Regions from separate parts of the Homo sapiens genome. Here region 2 is linked to region 1. Evidence: read pairs that join two places in POLR2A ChIA-PET (ENCODE). Cell type or tissue: IMR-90. All regions are shown on one strand.

Evidence for each region. ChIA-PET counts read pairs that join two places held together with the same protein. Peaks named below come from ENCODE experiments on the same cell type or tissue, not always from the same donor. Only the 100,000 strongest peaks of a DNase experiment are listed, where the experiment ranks them.
Region 2: POLR2A ChIA-PET joins it to region 1 with 5 read pairs; 1 of 35 experiments calls an interaction of 5 or more read pairs at or near these places.

What each region holds. Positions count from the first base shown.
Region 1 is chr14:74,031,497-74,039,496 of GRCh38, forward strand. It overlaps BBOF1 (basal body orientation factor 1), which reads left to right. Exons shown (of 12, transcript NM_025057.3): 4 at 2,532-2,675. Among named protein-coding and RNA genes, the nearest start is that of BBOF1, 16 kb to the left of the region's middle. In IMR-90, a CTCF peak has its summit at 6,941 (motif pointing left); DNase peaks (open chromatin) are centred at 4,305 and 6,935.
Region 2 is chr14:74,557,089-74,565,088 of GRCh38, forward strand. The region is part of intron 3 of LTBP2 (latent transforming growth factor beta binding protein 2); the gene reads right to left. It overlaps LOC124903346 (a long non-coding RNA gene), which reads left to right. Exons shown (of 2, transcript XR_007064265.1): 2 at 2,676-4,565. Among named protein-coding and RNA genes, the nearest start is that of LTBP2, 51 kb to the right of the region's middle. In IMR-90, a CTCF peak has its summit at 5,703; DNase peaks (open chromatin) are centred at 1,773 and 6,393; H3K4me3 peaks cover 848 bases; H3K27ac peaks cover 909 bases.

The DNA.
Region 1 (8,000 bases):
TATGACAGAATACCATAGACTGAGGTGCTCAAACAACAAACATGTATCTCTCATCATTCTGGAGGCTAGAAGGTCAGGGTGCTAGCATGGTTGAGTTCTTGGTGGAGGCCATTCTTCTGGTTCACAGATGGCCGCTTCCTGCTGGATCCTTACTTTTGACAGAGAGAGAAAGCTCTGGTTTTTCCATCTCTTTCTTCACCAATCCCATCATGGAGGCTCCACCCTCATGATCTCATCTAAACCTAACTACCTCCCAAAGGTCACACCTCCAAATACCATCACACTGGGGATTAGGGCTTCAACATAGGATTTTTTGGGTTCACACATACAGCTCATAGCAGTCCCTTTTTGATGGATAGTTGGGTTGTTTCCAGTCTTTTTCTATTACAATGAATGTGCCAGTAAAGAGCTTCATGTATGTATCTTTTCACATTTTGGCCATTATATCGTTGGGATAGATTACTGTAAGTGGTATTGCTAGACCAAAGAAAAATATATAATTTTTCTAGGTATTGCCAAATATCCATTTATAGATATTGTGCTGTTCTGTAATACCACTAGCCATGCATGAGATTGCCTGTTTCCTCACAGCTTTACCAACAGAGTCTATTCTCAAAGTTGATTTTTTTTTTTTTTTTTTTTTTTTTGAGACAGAGTCTCGCTCTTGTCTCCCAGGCTGGAGTGCAGTGGCACGATCTCGGCTGACTGCAACTTCCGCCTCCCGGGTTCAAGCGATTCTCCTGCCTCAGCCTCCCAAGTAGCTGGGATTACAGGCACCTGCCACCACACCTGGCTAACTTTTGTATTTTTAGTAGAGACAGGGTTTCACCATGTTGGCCAGGCTGGTCTTGAACTCCTGACCTCAAGTGATCCACCTGCCTTGGCCTCCCAAAGTGCTGGGATTACATGTGTGAGCTACTGTGCCTGGCCTCAAACTTGATTTTTGCAATGTGATAGGTGAGAAATGGGTATTTTTCAATTTACGTTTCTCTCTTTTTTTTTTTTTTCTTTTTTTGAGGCGGAGTCTTGCTCTGTCACCCAGGCTGGAGTGCAATGGTGTGATCTCAGCTCACTGCAACCTCCACCTCCCAGGTTCAATTGATTCTCCTGCCTCAGCCTCCTGAGTAGCTGGGATTACAGGTGCGTGCCACCATGCCTGGCTAATTTTTGTATTTTTAGTAGAAGTGGGGTTTCACAATGTTGGCCAGGCTGGTCTTGAACTCCTGACCTCGTGATCCACCCGCCTCAGCCTCCCAAAGTGCTGGGATTACAGGTGTGAGCCACCACGTCTGGCCCAATTTACATTTCTCTTATTAGGAGCTAGATTGGACTTTTTTTTCACATTTGAAGGCCATTTGCATTTCTTTTAGTACCTTTTGTTCATTTGTTGTTATTGGCCTTTCCTTCTTCCCCCCTTCCTTTTCTCTGTCCTCTTGCTTTCACTTCCCTCTCCTCCTCCTCTTTCTCCTTCTCTTCCTCTCAGTCTTTTATGTCTCCTTCCCTTTTTCTCCCTCCTCTTCCTTCCTCATCCTCCTTCTTTCTCCTACCTTCCTCTTTATTAGGGATATTTACCACACTCCCTTTGACTCCTAGCCAATTAATTTTAACTAGTTTCGGGTATTAGGGTTATGTCAGAGATAAAAGGTGTGTTAGGTCTTCTCATATCCCTTTTTAGTAAACATCTGCATTTTTTCCTTTCTATATAGAAACTTTTCCAAAATTTTTTTCTTATTCAATGCAGATGGTATCTTTTTACAGAAATGAAAACTTTATGCAAAAATAAAAGGGGGACCGGGCGCGGTGGCTCATGCCTGTAATCCCAGTACTTTGGGAGGCCAAAGCGGGTGGATCACCTGAGGTCAGGAGTTCAAGACCAGCCTGGCCAACATCGTGAAACCCCATCTCTACTAAAAAATACAAAAATTAGCTGGGCGTGGTGGCAGGCATCTGTAATCCCAGCTACGCGGGAGGCTGAGGCAGGGAGAATTGCTTGAACCTGGGAGGCAGAGGTTGCAGTGAGCTGAGATCACGCCACTACACTCCAGCCTGAGCAACAGAGTGAGACTCCATCTCAAAAAAATAATAATAATAAAATAAAGGCCAGGTGCGGTGGCTTATGCCTGTAATCCCAGCACTTTGGGAGGCCGAGGTGAGTGGATCACGAGGTCAGGAGATCGAGACCATCCTGGCTAACATGGTGAAACACCGTCTCTACTAAAAATATAAAAAAATCAGCCAGGCATGGTGGCGGGCACCTGTAGTCCCAGGCTGAGGCAAGAGAATGGCGTGAACCCGGGAGGTGGAGCTTGCCGTGAGCCAAGATCGCGCCATCGCACTCCAGCCTGGGCGACAGAGCAAGACTCCATCTCAAAATAAATAAATAAAATAAATAAATAAATAAATAAAAATAGAAAAAAGGGGGGATATTTCTTCAAAGAAGATATGCAAATGGCGTAAGGCTTCAAATGAAACATGACTTTGTGGGACTTCTGTTCTTTTTCCTAACTCGTTTACCTCTTTTTTGAATACAGGAACAAAAGTATACCAGGCAAATTAATGAACTAGAGGGACAGTTCCATCAAAAAGCCAAAGAAATTGGCATGATTCACACAGAGCTGAAAGCAGTAAGACAATTCCAGAAGAGAAAAATCCAAGTGGAGAGAGAGTTAGATGATGTAAGTTTCATTCCTTTTTTACAAAAAGGAAATTAGAATTAACTATTTAATGCCTACAGAAGCCTTCACAAACATTTACTCCTGTGAGACGGCAAAGAACTCTCTTTGACATTTTAGAAATTATTTGAGAGAAAAAGGAGAAGACAGACTGGATGCCAAAGGTCTTGACTTTAGACTTCTCTTTTTCTAAGCATTGATTTCCTTGGGAACTCACCAAATCTCAGACAACACATCCTCCTATGTTTATCAGCAGGTAACCCTTTGGATTGACTTCAGTAAGAAACAAACTACAAGTTCTTAGAAAACCTCAGGGAAAAAGTAGCAGACTTCTAAAGAAAAATGTTTAGGCTGATGAATGATAGTTTTAGAGAAATTTAGAAGGCTCTATGGTAGGGGTCAGTAGGGTGAGAAACACTGAGTACTTTCAGAAAATTTATGTTACCTTTCTGTGCTCTTTCTCTTACTTTCCTCGGCTTAGAATATAGTTTTATTACATTACTGATAATTCAATAAGTGGCACAGGGGAGTGCCAGGAACAAGTAGCTGAAATCAGCTTTGTGACTATAGGCAAGTTACTTAACTCTTCCATACCTTGGTTTCCTTATCTGTAAAATGGGATAGTAAGAGTTAGTATCTCAGCCAGGCATGGTGGCTTATGCCTGTAATCCCAGCATTTTGGAGGCCAAGGCAGGATAATCTCTTGAGGCCAGGAGTTCAAGACTAGCCTAGGCAACATAGTGAAATCCCAACTCTACAAAAAAATGTTTTAAATTAGCCAGGCACAGTGGCTCGTGCGTATAGTCCCAGCAACTTGGGAGGCTGAGGTGGGAGGATCACTTGAGCCCAAGAGATTGAGGCTGCAGTATGCTGTGATTGCACGACTGCACTCCAGCCTGGGTGACAGTAAGACCATGTCTCAAAAAAAAAGTAAAATAAAATAAGAGTTACTATTTCATAGAATTGTTATAGGATTAAATGAGTTAATATTTGTAAAGTGCATAAAATAGCACGTCACATGGTAAAAATTATATAAACAGTGGTGTGCAGCTCTCTGTAAAAAAAAAATGGTCCTTATTTGTAGCATTTGCTGATTCTGGGGGAAATACTTTAGTATAGCAAAGGCTTCAGTCATCTATCTTAAGGCTTGATTGGAGCTTGAGGATCTGTTTCCAAGGAGGCACATTCAAGTGGCTGTTAAGTTGGTGCTGGTGATTAGTGGGAGACCTCTCCTCATATGGGCCCTTTTTTTTTTTTTTTTTTTTTGAGACAGAGTCTTACTCCATCACCCAGGCTGGAGTGCAGTGGCACGATCTCAGCTCACTGCAACCTCTGCCTCCTGGGTTCAAGCGATTCTCGCTGCCTCAGCCTCCCGAGTAGCTGGGATTACAGGCGTGCACCACCACCCCCAGCTAATTTTTTTTTTTTTTTTTTTTTTTTTTTTAGTAGAGTCAGGGTTTTACCATGCTGGTCAGGCTGGTCTGGAACTCCTGACCTCAAGTGATCTGGCCACCTCGGCCTCCCAAAGTGCTTGGATTATAGGCGTGAGCCACCATGCTCAGCCCATATGGGCCCTTTTATAAGCTGCTTGAGTGTTCTTATAACTTGGTGGATGACTTCACCCAGAGTGAGTAATCTGAGCGGGATGTAGACAGAAGCTATCTTTTTCATGACCTAGCCTTCAAAGTCACATAGCATTACTTCCACCATATTTTATTATTAATAGTTAAAAGTGAATCCTTAAGTCTGGCCCACATTCCTAGCAGTGGGGAATTAGATACCATCATTTGAAGAGAAGAGTGTCAAAGAACTTATAGACACATTTTAAAACTACCATACCACTGCAGTCCAGTGTATACACAGCTACAGGAATACTTTTAAAATATCACAGTTCTTTTTTTTTTTGAGATGGAGTGTTGCTCTATTGCCCACGCTAGAGTGCAGTGGCGCGATCTCTGCTCACTGCAACCTCCACCTCCTGGGTTCAAGCGATTTTGGTGCCTCAGCCTCCCAAGTAGCAGGGACTATAGGCGCACGCCACCGTGCTAGGCTAATTTTTTGTATTTTTAGTAGAGACAAAGTTTTGCCACATTAGCCAGGCTGGTCAAGAACTCCTGGCCTCAGGTGCTCTGCCCACCTCGGCCTCCCAAAGTGCTGGGATTGTGGGCATGAGCCACTGCACCTGGCCTAAAATATCACAGTTCTGATCACGTCCTTCAAGAGTTGTCTTTCGGTGAGGCACAGTGGCTCACACCTGTAATCCTAGCACTTTGGGAGTCCAAGGCAGGTGGATCACCTGAGGTCAGGAGTTTGAGACCATCCTGTCCAACATGGCAAAACCCTGTCTCTACTAAAAAATCCAAAAATTAGTCGGGCATGGTGGCATGTGCCTGTAGTCCCAGCTACTCCAGAGGCTGAGGCAGGAGGATCTCTTGAACCTGGGAGGCGGAGGTAACAGTGAACCAAGATCATGCCACTGTACTCCAGCCTGGGTGACAGAGCGAGACTCTGTCTCAAAAAAAAAAAAAAAAAAGCTGTCTTTAGTGTTCCTCCACTGTAAACAGAATATTGTCCACACACCTTAATGTGAAAGTCAAGACCCTGTACCTATCTGGGAACATTATTATCTCCTTTTACTACATCACCCATCCACCTCCATACTTCCTTTAATTCACCCAAAATGAGTATTCATTAATCCCTGAAATCTTGTCTCTTTGTTTCATTGTTCACACTGTCTTTTATCTAAAATATATTCCTGGTAGATCTTGGCCCATTAAAATATTATCTTTTTTTTTTTCTTTTTTCTTTTTTTTTTTTTTTTTGAGACAGAGTTTTGCTCTGTTGCCCAGGCTGGAGTGCAGTGGTATGATCTTGGCTCACTGCAACCTCTGCCTCCCAGGTTCAAGCGATTCTCCTGCTTCAGCCTCCTGAGTAGCTGGGACTATAGGCACGTGCCACCATGCCCGGCTAATTTTTTGTATTTTTTAGTAGAGACAGGGTTTCACCATGCTGGCCAGGATAGTCTCAATCTCCTGACGTCATGATCTGCCCACCTCGGCCTCCCAAAGTGCTGGGATTACAGGTGTGAACCACCACGCCTGGCCTCTTTTTTTTTTTTTTTTTTTTTTTTTTTCTTTTCTTGAGACAGAGTCTCGCTCTTTTACCCAGGCTGGAGTGCAGTGGTGTAGTCATGGCTCACTGCAGCCTCTACTTCCCTGGGCTCAAGTGATCCTCTTATTTCAGGCTCCTGAGTAGCTAGGACTACAGGCACGCACCATCACACCTGGCTAATTTTTTTTTTTTTTTTGAGATGGGGTTTCACTGTTGCCCAGGCTGGTCTCGAACTCCTGGGCTCAAGCAGTCTGCCTGCCTGGGCCTCACAAAGTGCTAGGCTTACAGGCATGAGCCACCATGCCCAGCCACCTGTCTTTCAAAGGCTCAGCTCAAATTCGTGTTCTCCATGAGGTCTTCTCCTGGAGTCCTGTTTAAAAGTAATAATTTTCGGCCAGGCATGGTGGCTCACGCCTGTAATACCAGCACTTTGGGAGGCCGAGGCAGGCGGATGACCTGAGGTCGGGAGTTCAAGACCAGCCTGACCAACATGGAGAAGCCCTGTCTCTACTAAAAATACAAAATTACCTGGGCCTGGTGTGGCACATGCCTGTAATCCCAGCTACTCGGGAGGCTGAGGCAGGAGAATCGCTTGAACCTGGGAGGCGGAGGTTGCAGTGAGCTGAGATCGTGCCATTGCACTCTGGCCTGGGCAACAAGAGCGAAACTCTGTTTCAAAAAAAAAAAAAAGGAATAATTTTCTTTTCTGTATGTTCCCATAGCATTTTCTATCTTTTTTATACCCCATTCTGTCTTTTTTATCTTGTCTTTTTATATACCTAAAGATATTGTCTTGATATTATATTTATTTATCATTTATCTTATCTCCCCTAATAGATTGCACTCACTTGAGGTGTGAACAGTGTTGTCCTTTGTATTCATTGAAATACAAGATACATAGTAATGTTGAATTAATCTTTGCTAAATGCTGAGCGGGTCTTTTGTTAAAAACATAAGGAATGTCAACTTTTCTGGAAGGAATACAAGTTATGTTTTATATGAAAATGCTGTAGATTGAATCAACATAATTAACTTTTCATGAACTCTTAAAATAGCCTATGTACAGGTATACATTCTGAATTCAAATGAATTAAGAACTAGTGCATATTCAAGTAGCCCATGTTGTAATTTTTTTAAAGAACAGTGTTGCCACCTAGTGGAGAAATAGATTTCAGACCTTTCAAAGTGGGCCTTTGAGGAAGACTTAAAATTCAAAAGATATTGGCTTATGGGAACGAATAAGGTGGTTCTGTGGAATCCCAAATGTGGCAGAATTGTGGCAGGTGTGAGGGTCCATGAATTTTAAATTAGGAGGTATACATTAGGAAAGAAAATTAATTATACTGTGTATGTAGAATTCATTATACAAATTACAAAGAAAACTAAATTGAGATTCTCAAAAGGTATTCAAAGTGTATGTTTTAAAGAAAAAAATTATTTCTGGCTGGGCACAGTGGCTCATGCCTGTGATAACAGCACTTTGAGAGGCTAAGGTGGGTAGAATGCTTGAGCCCAGGAGTTCAAGACCAGCCTAGGCAACGTGGCAGAACACCATCTCTACAAAAAAATCACTTCACTCCAGCCTGGGAAACAGAGCCAGATCCTGTCTCCAAAAAAAGAAAAAAAGAAGAAAGAAATGAAAAAGAAAAAAATGTTTTCCATATACCCGATTAACCAAAGAAGCATATATTGCATATATTGTTAGATTGCAGTTATTATTTTTTAAATAGTTTTAGTCTTCTTTTGACAAAATGATAATACTCATCACAGCAAATTTAGCTTGGCTGATAAAATTAGAAAATAAAAATGATCCATCCCTTACAATTACACTATGTAACGATTGTATAGTTTCTTTTTTCCTTTGCTGTAGAAACTTCTAAAAATAGCTATATGTTATTTTTACAAAAGTGAAGTCATGATATAAATTGTTAACCTGATTTTTCACTTTATATATTGTGAACATTTTTCAATGCCATTAAATATTTTCTATAACATTTTTTCAATAGATGCACGGAATTCCATTGGGTAGATATATCTTAATTTATTAATTGGTTGCTTGCTGTTGGACATTTGGACTTTTTCCTAATTTTTCACTATTATAAACTGTGGGGATCATCTAAGGAATGAAATCTTTTTCTATATCTTTAGTTTTGTTTTTGTTTTTTTGAGACGGAGTTTCACTTTTGTTGCCCAGGTTGGAGTGCAATGATGCAATCT
Region 2 (8,000 bases), 530 kb after region 1:
CCATCTCTACTAAAAATACAAAAATTAGCTGGGTGTGGTGGTGCATGCCTGTGGTCCCAGGTACTTGAGAGGCTGAGGCTGAGAATCACTTGAACCTAGGAAGTGGAGGATGCAGTGAGCTGAGATCATGCCACTGCACTCCAGCCTGGGCAACAGAGGGAGACTCCATCTCAAAAAAGCAAAACAAAACAAAAACTTTAGGATGAATTCCTGGGGCTAGAATGACTGTATCAAAGGTTACAAACATTTATGTCTGGAGGCACACACTGGTGTATTGCTTTCTGAAAGGGTTGCATCCAAATATATAAATGAACCACTTAGAGCACAATCTTGCCAGCACAGCATATTATTAATTTTTAATACTTTGCTAGCTTTGAATAAGCACAAAGTGGTACTTCAATGTTCTTTTCACCTCCCTTCTCTCCTTTAAAAAATTATTTTTGAGGTTAAAATATTTCAGGTATTTATTTACCACTTGTGAAAATCCTCCGCTCATGTCCTTTGACATCTTAACTGCTTGAATTGTCTCATACATTTGGACACATTCTCTTGATGTTTATTATTGGGCAGGCTGTTCTAAAAGGCAGCCTCTGTTGTAAATACTCTGTCATTGTCACAATGTCTATGAACCACTGTGTATACGACAGTGTCTGGACTGTGGTGGGTGTAAGCGTATTGCAGACATCAAAGCTGAGAGAGGCTCAGTCCTTGCCCAAGGTTATACAAGAGCTAAATGGGGACACCAGGATGCCAACCCAGGGCCTGATCCACAACCTGTGTCCTGCGCCAGCCGACAACCAGCCCAGACCCCAGTGGGAGCTCAGCCTGGAAGCCTCTGCTCAGGCCTCGGGGGCATCCCTTCCCCCAGTAGGTCCCATGCCAACCCTCCCCACTGGTTTCCTTGCCCAAGTGGGATAAGGCCCTGGGATTCTCTCCCTCCCCAAATCTCCACCCCAGTTCTGTTAGCCCTTGGTGACCAGGCCATGAGCAAACTCCTTATGCTTTCCTGGCAGAAGGCAAACTAGGACTGGCCTGGCACAGTTGTTCATGCCTATAATCCCAGCACTTTGGGAGGCTGAGACAGGAGGATCACCTAAGGTCAGGAGTTCGAGACCAGCCTGACCAACAGAGAGACACCCCATCAAAAAACACAAAAATTAGCCGGGCTTGGTGGCACATGCCTGTAGTCCCAGCTACTGGGGAGGCTGAGGCACGAGAATCGCTTGAACCCAGGAGGTGGAGGTTGCAGTGAGCCAAGATCACCCCACTGCACTCCAGCCTGGGCAACAGAGTGAGACTCAATCTCAAAAAAACAAAACAAAAAAGAAAGCAAACTCCCTCCGAGGACTTCCAAGAAAGCGCCTGGGAGAGAGAGGTGGCTGAACTGCTGGCTCACTGGGAGCCTCGTCCTGGGTACCAGGCTGGTGCCATGCTCAGGTTAGTGGCAGCGCCACAGAGCATCCCAGAGAGGTGAAAAGAGTAGCTCATGTTCTGCCCAGACCACTGCCACTTTTCTGAACTTGACCCTGACAAAGAGCTCTCCAGTCTGGTCAGGATGGAAACTCAAAGTGTTCTTTCTTGGTGGTTTGTTGTCATTGTTATGTTATTGCTGCTGTCAGTTTTTTCTCTAATTGGTGCTCAGAGCTCATGGCACCAAGATCCCAGGGTTCAAATCCCTTAAGGGCCAGTTGGGTAGTTTTGCAGAGAGGAAAACCAAATAAACAAACCATGTATTCCCTAGTCATAGACAGGACCTGGCTGTACAGAGGGGAGGGGTTGGGACTGGGCCAGACAGATGTTGGTTCTGCCTCTTACTAGCAGCACAGCCTTGAGCAAGTCACTTAGCTCCCCTGAGCCTCAGAATCCTCATCACTGAAACAAGAATAGCAATGCCCACCTCATAGGGCTGGTGTGAGGATGACGAGAACAGTGAGACCATGCAATTATTTCACAAATACAAGTAAATGGTCAAAGTAGAAAAATACGCCAGAATTTTTAAATTGCAGAAACAAGGAGGAAAAAAGGAGTTAGCTACAGTTTGGACTAAATACATCTCCCCAAGCAAATAAGAAAACATGACTGGGCCACTTAAAGTTCTTCTTTAAGGGAAATAAAAAGACTCCAGAAAAAAGTGTTATTGCTGTCCAAGTGTCCTTATATATACACAGGGCCAAGTGTCTAATCTGGTGTCAACACATTTTTAACAACCGGAGTCCTCTGAGCCTAATTCATTGTCACCTACTACTCTAATGGGGATTTGGGGTTAAATGACAGAAATAAAAAAGCCCTGCATTCTGAGAGGCTCGTCGTGGAGTAAAGGAAGAAGCTCCCAGGTTTTTTTATAGGTCCTGCCTCTTATTCCTAAAGCATCCATATAAGGAGGTTGATAACTCCCTTTATAAGTCCCAGCCTAGGCCTCAGAGGTGAGCAGCGAGAGAGGCTCTCGCTGTGTGGAGGGCTGCAGGTTCTTGGCTCAACTCTGGATCCCTGGTGGTCTCCAATTGGTTACCACTGCCATCACCCCATAGAAGGGCACAGGCAGCTAGGATGGAGTGGAGACTGTGAGCTGTGGAGTTTGCAAACCCCACTGTCTAGCCTTGTGTTATCTTTGCACTCATTTCCTTTAAGCAAATCGCAAGCCTTTAGCCAAATCCTGTTTGCATGTTCTTTCCTAGTCTCAGGTTGTGGGACATCAAGAGAAGGGTCTGGTGCCATGTTTGCCCCAGGCTGGTCCAAAGAAGCAGTATCCCCCCGATTAAGGACAGTAGAGGTCTGGTAACAGAAGAAGGCAAGTCTCAATGAGAAGGTGACCACAGCCCCCAGGAGATGCTCCATCTACTATCAGCCTTGGAAGAACCGCTGCAATTTCATCAAAGGACAGAGGTTCCCAAACTCACCCAGCACAAGAATGGAACTTGCTATCTTTCTGGGACTGTTCCAGGGAAGTCCTGGCCAAGCCTCCACAATGGACCAAAAAGTCATCTCTAGACTTCAGGATTTCATGAATCCGTAAGATTTTGGAACAAAATTGGGGGAACAACATAAAGTCGCTTTTTATTTAGGTTGCTAAGACTTTAAGACAAACACACACAAAACTGCCAATCACTACCACCATAATTTCACGAAAGAAAAGACATTTCAGAGCCAAAAAAGAAACGTTTGAATAAGCCTAACTTCATGGAAATCTCACCAAATGACTTTATTTTCTTCATTTCTTTATGGATCATGAAATCCCCATCACAGGCCAGCACAGAGCCAAGAGACAGCCACCAGATCCACCACAGTCTGTTCTCAACTGTGGACTCTGGGCTTTTCAACCAAGATGAGGAAAAATTCTCATCCCAGTGGCCGGGGTCTTCAGGCCCACAAGAAAGCTGCCTGGGCAGTCTGTACCCATAATGATGCCACTTACTGAAATGTGCAAGGTGTGCCCACACCCTGCCCGACACACTAAGGTTTCCCAACAGCGATGGGAAGACAAGTGGGCGAGGAGCTCTGTGCCCTCTACCCCATTCACCCTCACCCTAGCCTGGCTGCTCTCCTCTATTTACTTCATAAATCGGGCTTCCAAAAACAGCTGGCCCATCATATCCATGGGTTCTGCCTCTGCAGATTCAACCAACTGTGAATGGAAAATATTTGGGGGGAAAACCCCCAAAAATAGCAATCAACAATGAAAAATAATACAAATAAAAATTATATAGTATGACAACTATTAGCATTTGCACTGTATTAGGTATTATAAGTAATCTAGAGAAGATTTAAAGTATATGGGAGCATGTGCGTAGCTTATATGCAAACATTATGTCATTTTATATCAGAGACTTGAACATCCATGAATTTTGGTATTCACAGGGGTCCTGGAACAAATTCCCTGTGGATATCGAGGGATGACTGTACTATTTTGTTTGGAAAGGCTCTTGCTGCTAAAAAAAATTTAAGAGTGTTACTAAAGATGCATAGAATATGCCTGTAATCCTAGCACTTTGGGAGGCTGAGGCAGGCAGATCACTTGAGGTCAGGAGTTCGAGACCAGCCTGGCCAACATGGTGAAACCTGTCTCTACTAAAAATACAAAAATTAGCCGGGCGTGGTGGTGGGCACCTGTAGTCTCAGCTACTCAGGAGGCTGAGGCAGGAGAATCACTTGAACCCGGGAGGCAGAGGTTGCAGTGAGCCGAGATCACGCCATTGCATTCCAGCCTGGGTGACAGAGCAAGTCTCCCTCTCAAAGAAAAAAAAAGATGCATAGAATAGTTGTAATTATCATTATGAACATGAAGCCAGATATTTTATATACATCATCTTATCTATGTTATTTTAGTGAATGAAAAAACTGAGTTGCAGAATATATGGATAGTATGCTTCTAGTTTTGTGTTTTAAGAAAAGCTTTTCTCTCTCTCTTCCCCTACAGATGTTTATATAAGCATAGGAAAAGGCCGGAAGATCTGTAAATAGTGGCCACTCTTTAAGAATGAGAGTGTCTGTGTGTGTGTACCTCCTATTTTAAACTTTATCATTTCAATATTTTTGAAATTTTTACAATAAATATGCATCACATGGAATAAACATGTATTTGTTTTGTAATCAAAATAAATCTCTATTCTTCCCAGCAACTCCATTTTATAGCTAAGGAAACTGAGGCTCAGAAAAAGCATGGTGAATGTGTACACATAACTAGGACCCACGATGGACTGTGTTGGAGAGCAGAGGTACAGGAGTTCAGATAGAATACAGACCATATCTAGGAGAAGGATCCAGGGAGCTTCAGGGATAGATAGGATTTTAACAGACCCAAAATGAGGAGGCAGACATTCCAGATTAGAAAAACAACATAAGGGCCAGGCACGGTGGCTCAAGCCTGTAATCTCAGCACTTTGGGAGGCCGAGGCGGATGGATCACCTGAGGTCAGGAGTTTGAGACCAGCCTGGCCAACATGCTGAAACGCTGTCTCTACTAAAAATACAAAAATTAGCTGGGCGTGTTGGTGGGCACCTGTAATCCCAGCTACTTTGGAGGCTGAGGCAGGAGAATTACTTGAACCTGGGAGGTGGAGGTTGCAGTGAACCGAGATTGCACCACTGCACTCCAGCCTGGGTGACAAGAGTGAGACTCCGTCTCAGAAAAAAAAAAAGAAAAGAAAAGAAAAGAAAAATAACATAAGAAGTGCATGGAGGTGGGAAGCACAGGCCATGTTTGAAGAAGAATAAGCACCATTTGGGTAAAGCACAGATTAGAGGGGAGAGGGGGGAAGGGAAATCATTCCAATTCAATGCCTATCAGGTGGCAGGTATCATGCTAAGTGTTTTAGCTAATATATCATTTACTTGTCCAAACAATTCTATGATCAAAAACCCCTGCTTGGCCAAACCCACCTTAAAGTAAAAAGACAAATGACATGGTGGGAAAAATATGTGCAACTCGTATCAGAGAGAAAAGATGAGTCTCCATAATATCAGAGTTCCTAGAAACAGAAATGTCAGAGACCAACAGCCTTAAAAGAAAAATCAGCAAGGAATATGAACAGGTCACAGAAAAAAAAATACAAATATTTCTTGAACCCAGAAAAATATGCTTAACCTTTCTCCTTGTAAGGGATGTGCAAATGAAAACTATGCTGAGGTAGCATTTTTTAATCCATCAGATTAGAAAAAAACCCAAAGGTTTAATAACATACTCATTTGTGAGACTATGCAGAAACAGACGCTCTCGGATGCTGCTGGCAGGAATGTAAATTGACATGACCCTTCTGGAAAGCAATTTGGCAACGTCTATCCACATCCCAATGCATCTGTGCTTTGACCCTGCTGCTCCACCTCCAAGACTATCCTGCAGATAAACCTTCTGTGGTAGGTGTTGCTGCCCTGCCCTGGTCCCCTTTCTGGCTTGTGTATCTGCAAGTGTAGCAGCTAAAGGCTTATACCTGTGATTTCTTCCAAGCCATGCTCTTGGCTGATGGGAACCACCTGAGAAGCTCCTCCCACCACCATGACCACACAGCCAATGACTGCCTGAAAGGGAAGTTCAAAAGCCTGGGCCCCCAGGCCTTAAGGAGAAACAACTTTGTAAGCTCTATCCTCAATCAGGTCAAAGCTTGATTTACCTGGGACCACATCTTTACTTGGCTCTCTCCCCTTTCCCACACTGCTTTCTTCTTTCCTTTCGCATTTCCCCCGCAAAATCACACACACTGGAATCCCACCTCTAGGGGACCCGACCTAAGACACTCGTAAATGTCCAAAATGATACATGAACAAGACTATTTACAGAAGCACTATTTTGTAATAGCAAAATAGTTTGTACAGAATGAAAACAACTTAAGTGTCCTTCAGTAGGGGATTGGTTAAACAAACAAGGATCTGCTGGCAGAATGGGGTAATAGGCCCTGGAAACACAGCGGCAGCTCCTTTACATCAATAAGTTAAGCTTTCCAAGATACACTGAAAAGTGAAAGCACAACAGCCCAATCCCACCACTGACTGTTTTTGTACAGACTATGACCTAACAATGGTTTTCACATGTTTAAATGGCGGAAAAGAAATCAAAAAAAGAATAATACCTCAAGACATGAGCAAATGATATGAAATTCAAATTTAAGCATCTATAAAGTTTAACTGGAACACAGCTGCCCTCCTCATCTGTGACTGGTTTTGCTCTCCAATGGCACCGCTGAGTAGTTGCAGAAACCATATGTCACAGAAAATCTAAAATATTTACTGTCTGGCCATTTATGGAAGTCTGCTGGCTCCTGGTGTAGGGCATGTGAACTCCTGTGTAACATACAGAAAATAAGGATATATGTTGCAGTTATTTGCATATTCATAAAGCAACCTTGGAAGGATACCCTGGAATATTAATAACAGTGGTTACCTACGTATGTGGCAGGGTGGAGAACAGGAAGTGGGAAGTGGGTGGGTAGGGAATAAACTGGTGCTATATATATATTTATATATATATATTTATATATATATTTATATATATATATTTATATATATATTTATATATATATTTATATATATATTTATATATATATATTTATATATATATTTATATATATATATTTATATATATATTTATATATATATTTATATATATATTTATATATATATTTATATATATTTATATATATATTTATATATATATTTATATATATTTATATATATTTATATATATTTATATATATTTATATATATATTTATATATATATTTATATATATTTATATATATATTTATATATATATTTATATATATATATTTATATATATTTATATATATATTTATATATATATATTTATATTTTATATATTTTTATATATATATTTTGAGACAGAGTCTCACTCTGTTGCCCAGGCTGAAGTGCAGTGACGCAGTCTCGGCTCACTGCAACCTCCGTCTCCCAGGTTCAAGCAATTCTTCTGCCTCAGCCTCCTGAGTAGCTGGGACTACAGGTGCTCGCCACCATGCCAGGCTAATTTTTTTTTGTTTTTGTTTCACCATATTGGCCAGGCTGGTCTTGAACTCTTGACCTGGTGATCCGCCCACCTCAGCCTCCCAAAGTGCTGGGATTACAGGTGTGAGCCACCAGGCCCAGCCAACTGGTGCTATAATTTAATGACACTTTCTTTGTGCCATGTTCTGTGCCAATAACGCCCATTACGTGCATCCTCTCACATAGAGCTCTCCATATCCTAAGACTTAGATACTCATTATCCCCATTTTATAGTCAAGAAAACAGAGGCTATGGGGGTTCTATGCCTTGCAGAAGGTGGCTGAACTCCTAAGTGCTGAGGCCAGGTTACCAAACCAGGTAACTTCATCCTAAATCTACCATTAATCGTTTCTTTATCGCCATTTTACAAATGAGGACATTGAGGCTTTGAGGGATTAAAGAATAGGTCTGTGCCCTTATGGTGAAGGTCTTGAAATATTCAGGGAGGTGTCTGGGCTGTACTGAGTGGGTGAAGGGGAGTGTCCTGAGATTTTGAAGCAGGAAATGACC